Linked DNA regions of Homo sapiens: region 1 is linked to region 2. A link is a contact called in ENCODE Hi-C or POLR2A ChIA-PET data. All regions are on one chromosome and are shown on one strand. Each heading gives the region's core, a stretch centred on a gene start or an enhancer-like site at or near the end of the contact. The rest is flanking DNA. Distances are from core to core; before and after follow the strand shown. Region 1 holds the start of BICRAL (BICRA like chromatin remodeling complex associated protein). Region 2 holds the start of PIM1 (Pim-1 proto-oncogene, serine/threonine kinase).

Region 1 (3,848 bases), core at 650-3,149, 5.6 Mb before region 2:
ACTCTACTTTCAATAACTGAAGAATTAAGGAAAAGGCTCAATGCCCTGCCCCCACGCCGGGCCAGAGAAGACAAAGACGTCCACTCTCAGACCGCAGGAGAGAAAATGGCAGGAGCGCCTCACCTCCAATTTCGACTGGGAGGAGTGGGGGTGCGGGGTCAGGGAGGGAACCCATCAGCCGCGAGGCTCGACCCCCAGCCCCCTTCTTCCATCACAAACAAGTGGTTAGGAGGAAGAAGCTGGCCCCAGCCCTTCCCGCTCCGAGCCGGCGGCCTCGTCTTTTGGGTCTGGGGGCGTGGGGAAGGAGAAGGCCGCGCGACCCCAGTCCCATCTCCAGAATTCAGCACCCTGCTCTCGGCTCCCGCTAGCCCCGGGCCTCGCGGCGCCCTGGTCATCGAGATGTCCTCGGAGGGCGCCGCCCGCGCCGCGAGAAAGATGGCGCCCGCCGAGCAACTGCGCCACCAGCCCTGGCGACAGGCCAGGCCCAGCGCCATCTTAGCGCCTTCCAACCGCACCCCCCCACCCAATATCCCGCATTTGGGGCGACTCGGGGGGGCGCGAACAGCATAACGCCCGCGCGCACTCGGCCAAAAATGCGCCGTCCCAGCCGCACATCTCTTCTGGCCGGCGCGGCGAACAGCGCGGGCCTCGCAGGAGACGCCCGGCTGGGCCGCCGGTCCTCCGCGCGGCTGGGGGCTCGGCCGGACGCGGCCGCGGATCCTCGGCGGTGCTTCGAAAAGGCAGCGAGGCGGCTGGGAAGGGGCAGTCCCGCGGCAGGTGCGCGCCGCCGCCGCGGGCTCGGAGCGGGAGCGGGAACGGGGCCGGGGCGACTCGCCTGCCCCGAGCTCTCCCCGCCGCACCCCGGACCTGCTCTCCTCGCCGCGGCCGCCCGCAGATGCGGCGGGAATGGGGAAGCCAGGATGAAAAATAAACCCCGTCTCCGCCGCCTCCCTCCCCACCCTCTCCCCTCCCCCTCCCCAGACGCGGGGTCCATTTTGCCGAGAAGAAAGAAAATGTGATTCACACCCTAGAGCTTCCGAGAGAGAAAAGAAACGAGGGGGGGAAAACAGAGGGGAGGAGATTGGAAAAGCTTATTTTTCTTCCTCGCCCGCCGTCACTCCAGGCCCTCCCTGCCCCCTGCTCGCGGCCCCGCCGCGCCGTCTTCCCCTCGCCGAGCCCTGCTCCCTCCTTCCCGGCTCCCGGCGGCTCCGGGGGGCGGAAAACACACTCACACTCGCGCACACAACTAATTTTAAACCGGCTCAATCAATGAGTCATTAAAAGGCTTCCCTCCCCTCCCCTCCCCACCACCAACCGCCACGCCACCCCCTTCCCGGGCTCTCCCTCTCCCCGCTCCAGAAATTTGCATCCGCGGAAAAGAAAAAAAAGGAAAAAGAAAGGCGCCGGGCCCCCACCCCGCCGAGGCGCCCCCGGCCCGGCCTCGCCGCCCCCTGCCCGCCTGCGCCCCCGCCCGAGACACTGAACTTGGTCTTCCCGGGGCCCCGGCAGCGCTGGGAAAGGCATAAACACTCGATTCCCCTTTTCTCCGTGTCCATTAAACATCCACCCACCACCACCATCACCCACCCACAAACCCACCCCCCCCCAAAAAAAAAAAAAAAACACAGCCTTAGCCAATAGCTCTCTGGGCTGAAACCTAATATCCTGGTTTTGGCAACTCGGTGTTTAATTTGCTCCTTTCTTTTCAGTCTGGAGACAGATCTCCAGCCCCCCCTCCCTCGCTTTTCCCCTCCCCGAAGGAAAGAGGCAGAGGAAGGAGGTTGTGTGTTTTTTTTTTCTCCTTGAAATTTTTATCACAAAATTATAATACACTCAAAGGGAAACTCACCGTCATGAAAAAGCAGTGCCTTGTCAACGGGGTTTCTGCGCCATCGCAACAGGGGCGGCGGCGGCGGCGGCGGCGGGCGCGGGGCCGGGGGCCGGAGCGCGGGAGCTCCCGGCCGAGCGGCGCCGGCCACACGCGCTCCGCTCTCTCTCTCGCTCACCCCCGCGCCGGGCCGGGGCGCCGCTCCCCGCGCCCGCCCGGCCTTCATGCTCTGCGCCCGGGCAAACCGCTCGCCTGCTCGTCTACCTCCAAACTTCGGTTCTCGCCTGGCAAAAAATGTGGAGATTAGGATTTTTTTAATTTAAAAAATTTTTTTTTTTTTTTTTGGAAAATCAAGCTGCAAGGATGTTCATTCGTTTCCTTTGGGATTCTTTTCAACTTCAGAAATGTATTGGTTTATTCAAGAAACAGTTTTATTTGGCTTTAAAACAATTACTAAGATCCACGAGGTGCGTGCTAATTCTCTTGCAGGCTCTCTCTCCACACACACACACACACACACACACACCCACCCACCCACCCAGTTTAACTTGACACGGGAAGGGGGGAGATTAAAGACAAAAAAAAAAAACCCTACAAGATTTGTTTAGAACTCTAATTAGAGCAAGCCTCAGTGAATACGTTTTGCATATGCTTTTTAAAAACCAAAACGACTTTTAACTTAGTTATTAGGCAAATAACTGGTTCATCCTAACTTTCAAATGTACTAAGCTTTCCTTTGCAACACTCTTTGTCCATTCCAAAATTCTTGAAACCTTACCTGTGAAGCCCGTATGTGAACATTAAAAAGGAAAACAAAACTTCAGTGACTAAAAGGAAGGTGAGGCAGAGTAAATCACTCTCAAAACATTCATTTTCTACTGCCTTCTCTTTATGTAGATATCTTTTATCTCTATATTTGCGGAATTTTCATTACATAACCCCCTCATTCTTAAAAGAGAGCTAGTCAATCTTTTAACATTCTTTGGTCCAAGTATAACTACCACCTATTTTTAATCTCAAATCTCAAATTGTTGAAACTTCTCTGTAAACTATCTAGTATCCAAAGTATTTAGATTATGTGGCCCAGGCCGGGCGCGGTGGCTCACGCCTGTAATTCCAACACTTTGGGAGGCCGAGGCGAGTGGATCACCTGAGGTCAGCAGTTCGAGACCAGTCTGGACAACATGGTGAAACCCTGTCTCTACTAAAAATACAAAAATTAGCTGGGCGTGGTGGTGGGCTCCTGTAATCCCAGCTACTCGGGAGGCTGAGGCAGGAGAATCGCTTGAACCCGGGAGACAAAGGTTGCAGTGAGCGGAGATCGCGCATTGCACTCTAGCCTGGGCGACACAGCAAGACTCAAACAAAAACAAAACAAAACAACAACAACAACAACATTACGTGGCCTGGAGTGGGAGCAGGTGCCTTTGTAGTCTAGGTTAACTACAAATGCCCACAAAATATACTAGGGGTTTTGTTGTCTTTTATTTTAAATAAACATCAAGGATAGGTAAAAGGTGAATTGTACAGAATGTAATTCAGGTTTTAAAAAATACATATTAAGCCTAAGAAATGTTATAAATTATTTTAAAATTCATTTGTAATGCATATAGCAATAGGATCCTGCTGATAAACAGAATGCTCAGCTGCTCTGCCTATGGAGTAGCTATTCTCAAATGGCTCAAGCCCATCTCTCCCAGATATTTGGTGAGTTCTCAATAAAACTCTCTCTAGATTAAAATTATTTAAGTGAAATTATTGTATGGCTTCTATATCCCCTTAAGCATTAAAAAAAAATGTAATGGTAGTACACCTTTCTTGCATATATAAGGATACTGTAACTGGACTATGTTGCATAAATTAAATCTGTTGGGGCCGGCATACAATGTTGTCATATTCAACACAGAAGATCTTTTTAGTCAGGGTACAGTGGTTCAAGCCTGTAATCCTAGCCCTTTGGGAGGCTGAGGGAGGAGGATCATTTGAGGTTAGAAGTTTGAGACCAGCCTGGGCAACATGG
Region 2 (3,938 bases), core at 758-3,257:
TGATCTCAGGCTCTCCATTCCTTCTTTTCTGAAAGAACCCGCTCCAAGCCCCTCCCTAGGATAGGTTTTCATCCTCTCTGCGGAGACACCCAACTAATTTTCAAACCAGCGACAGATCTTATTTCACAACATTCATTCCTGACTCTCTCTCCCCTTAACACTAAAGAAAAAAAAAAGCCACCAGTAATAATATAGTTCCTATTCCTTAACCTTCCCTAGATCAGAAAGGAGTTAAGAACTGCAGCTCTAAAACTACCATACAGAAAACTAACTCCCTTATAAAATAAAACAAAAATTACAAAACCGGCATCAATTTCCACCTCTTCCCCCGCCCCCATCCTTTTACTGGCGGGGAAACTGGGTCAGACTTTAGAAAAATCTGGGCTACCGCCGGTTGCCCACAACCTCTTATTCATCGGGAAAGCCTGGAACTAACTGAATTCCACTTGAAGAATAAAATCATGCCAGAAACATTACAGGTTCAGCTGGCTGAAAATCCCCGGCTTTACTACGCTGGGAGGCTCTCCTGCGTCCCACCCCGGCTAGCATCGAGCCAGGCGGCCCAATGACCTTTACAAAAGGCTGGCGCGGGAGACTGGCCGAGGCCTCCGGACTGGGCCGGGCCGGGCCGAGTCACCTGGGCAGCTCCCTCCCGGGCCTGGCTCACCATCGAAGTCCGTGTAGACGGTGTCCTTGAGCAGCGCCCCCGACCCGAAGTCGATGAGCTTGAGCTCGCCGCGATTGAGGTCGATAAGGATGTTTTCGTCCTTGATGTCGCGGTGGAGCACCCCGCAGTTGTGGCAGTGCCGCACGGCCTCCAGCACCTGCCAGAAGAAGCTGCGGGCCAGCTCCTCTTGCAGGGCTCCCCTTTCCGTGATGAAGTCGAAGAGATCTTGCACCGGCTCGGGCCTCTCCAGGATCAGGACGAAACTGTCGGGCCTCTCGAACCAGTCCAGGAGCCTAATGACGCCGGAGAAACCCGAGCTCACCTTCTTCAGCAGGACCACTTCCATGGGCACTCGAGTGCCATTAGGCTGCAGGGGCGAGGGGGCCGCGTTAGGGCGGGAGTCGGGGGCGCCCCTCACCCCACCCACTCATCCTGGGGGTCGCTCCTGCAGGGCACTCACCAGCTCTCCCCAGTCGGAAATCCGGTCCTTCTCCACGTGTTTGATGGCCACCTGGAAGCCCAGGGTCTCCGTCAGGTTCCCTCGTCCGGGCTAAAGCACGCCCGTGCGCCCCCCGCCCGGCGCGCCCTCCCCACCGCGGGGCGCCCACTCACCGGCAAGTTGTCGGAGACGCGGATGCCTGAGTAGACCGAGCCGAAGCCGCCGCTGCCCAGTAGCGGGCCCACCTGGTACTGCGACTCCAGGGGCTCCTTCTCCTTGCCTAGGAAAGGGGGAAGCACGGGGACTCAGTGCCGGCCCGCGAGCCGCCAGCTCCCCACCCAGGAGATCCCGCCGCCGCCCCGCATCCCCGGGCCGGAGGCGGGGGGTGCTCTCACCGGGCGCCAGCTTGGTGGCGTGCAGGTCGTTGCAGGGCGCGGCGCGCAGGTGGGCAAGCGAGTTGATTTTGGACAAGAGCATCCCAACCTCCAGGATGTCGGCGCAGGGACGGTGCCCAGAGGAGCTGCCGCAGGAGCCGGAGCCGGGGCTGTGCCGAAGGCTATGCCTGGGGCTGTGGCTGTGGCTGTGGCTGCGGGTGGCGTTGCGGCTGTGGCTGCGGCTGGCGCGGAAGGCCGAGGGCGAGTCGGAGGACAACTGAGGGCGCTGCCGGGACTGGCGGCGGGAGGGCGCGCCAGCGGGGTCGGGCAGCGCTGAGAACGGCGGGGTGAGCGGCTCGTGGGGCTCGTGCGGCAGCGCCGCGGGGCAGGAGGCTAGTGGTTGCTGCTGCTGCTGCTGCTGCTGCTGCTGCCGGTCCCGCCGCCGCCGCTGCCACCGACTCCTCTCGGGCCTCCTCAGCCACCGCGGCCGCTGCAGCAGACGCCCGGCTCGCCCCGCAGCCAGGAGTAAAGGGGAGGAGCGCGCCGGCGGGGAGGGCGCGCGGGGAGGGCGCGGCGGGCGGGGACGGGGCGGGGCCTCTCCGGGAGGCCAAGGCGGGGAGCAGGGCTGCCGGGCCGGCCGAGGGAGGAGAGGGGGTGGGGAAGCGGCGGGACTGGGCGACTCCCCTCGGCCCCCGCCCCGCGCGCTCTGTGGCCGCGCCCCGGCCCCGCCCCTGCCAGCGCTACTCCAGCCAACCAGAGGCCGATTGATCTGCATAACTCGGCGCGCCCCGCCCCCGCCCCGCCCAGCTCTCGCGGTCAGAATGGTCTCTACGCCGCCACGACGTGGCGGGAAGGAAAAGGCGCCAAAATGGAGGGGGAGGGGCGCGGGGCGTGAGGGGAGGCGGGAGCTGGGTGTAGGGCCGCGAGGGAGGAAGGATGGGGAGGGGCGTATCGATTCAAACCCAAACAATAACAAAGCCATCAAAGGCCGCCCGAGGCCGGCTCTGCGGCTCTCCGTTTCGCTGAGGGTTTTGGGTCAAGGGCTCGAGCCGGAGCATAACAAGTTGCGCGGAGACGACGGGCGTTAGTGTGTCAGGCGGGGAGGCCGGCGCGCCGGGTGTCGGACTGTGTGTGGGGATGCCGACGAGGGTGGTCTTTCTGTGTGACTCAGACCCGAGACCTCCAAGTCGGCTGGGGCGGGCTGACGTCGCGCTGTAGGCTGGGGGCGGATTCTGGGGGTTTGTGTGTTGGGGGGCGCGTCGGGGGCGAAGGATCCGCAGGACATGAGTCACGGAGGGAGTGGAGGAGTCAGGCCTGGAACAGAACTGGAGGCGGGAGCCCCGCTCCTGCGGGAAAGGGATGCAGCCCTCAGTCGTTCCGGCCGGCTAAAAGCTCAGCCACGGGATTCCCATTTTAGAAATGCAAAAGCACCAGCGAATCCTGATTTCTGGGAAGGGATGTGTGTCAAAGGGCCGGGTAAAGAGGAAATCACGAAGCAAATGTTAGTGTTGTGATGCCAGATGCTGCCTCAGCCCCTTCTGTGAGGGCGGAAAATTCCTCATCTAAAACGAGGGTGGGAGGGTGCGCTTGATTTAACCAGTTTTCACGTTGTAGTCACCTTTTCATCAGCCTGTTATTACCAGGCAGGCAATACCAGCAATTATTGGCCAACCCCAAGTCTTGTCTCAAAGGAAACCCCCCACCCTCTGCCTCCCTTGGAAATAACCCGGAACACTGACCAATTCCACTTGCATCCTTTGTCCTTTTAAACTTCATGTAGAGTTGATAACGACGTGTGAAATGAGTAAATTAAAATACTATATAATCCATAAATTGAATTGTCAGTGGCCTAAGTAATTGAAAGCTAACTACATTCTATTTTAATTTTTTGAAGTGCCTGCCATTTAAAGGAAAAATCAGGATCCCTATAGCTGTCATTAGTGAATTTAAATGTTTCCTTTGAAAGTTTTCTACAGTGCTTGCTTTATAAAAGTGCCCAGATCCTCCACAACTTTTATGAATTTATCCTACAAAATATTACATATTTTCCTTTTGTTTGTGTACTGTGGCCGAACTCATTCATTTTTTATGACTAGGAGAAAACCCAAGGGAACAAGAATTACTCCCTTTTTGCAGATAGGAAAATGAAACATAAATAGGATGGCACAGGGTCATACAGCAGCTAAGAGAGGAGATGAAATGACCCAAATTCACCTCCTGAGTATTCAAAGCTTTCCGCTTATCAGGGTCTAAAACTGTCCTTGGCACCGAACAAGACATCATTAAACATATGTGATTCCCACTTCCATCCCTTCTACCCTCCCTTTCCTTTCTCAAACCCTCAAATGTAGTCAAACAGAACTATTCCCACTTGTTCCCACTCGCCTAGCACTTTACAGACCCTTTGCCTTTGCGGAAGCAATCAACCTGTCCTGGGAGAGCCCTCTCTACCTCTCCA

What was found. A loop is a pair of places that touch in the nucleus more often than their neighbours do. ChIA-PET counts read pairs that join two places held with the same protein, here RNA polymerase II (POLR2A). Pooled maps may share reads with other maps.
Region 1: a loop to region 2 is called in a pooled map, with 3 times the contacts of the local background. The contact joins the promoter of BICRAL here to the promoter of PIM1 in region 2. A Hi-C loop is called at or near these places in 1 of 50 pooled maps. POLR2A ChIA-PET finds 5 or more read pairs at or near these places in 3 of 52 experiments (BJ, CD8-positive, alpha-beta memory T cell and activated CD8-positive, alpha-beta memory T cell).

Annotation. Positions count from the first base shown.
Region 1 is chr6:42,780,103-42,783,950 of GRCh38, reverse strand. BICRAL (BICRA like chromatin remodeling complex associated protein) reads right to left here and starts at 1,899. Exons shown (of 13, transcript NM_001393499.1): 1 at 1,850-1,899. It overlaps LOC401261 (a long non-coding RNA gene), which reads right to left and starts at 455. Exons shown (of 2, transcript NR_134654.1): 1 at 1-455. RefSeq lists enhancers at 265-334, 1-400, 355-544, 401-1,090 and a silencer at 625-964.
Region 2 is chr6:37,168,221-37,172,158 of GRCh38, reverse strand. PIM1 (Pim-1 proto-oncogene, serine/threonine kinase) reads right to left here and starts at 2,007. Exons shown (of 6, transcript NM_002648.4): 1 at 1,502-2,007; 2 at 1,280-1,386; 3 at 1,128-1,178; 4 at 668-1,034. The coding sequence starts at 1,583. RefSeq lists enhancers at 1-242, 2,164-2,762 and silencers at 1,179-1,498, 1,759-2,538.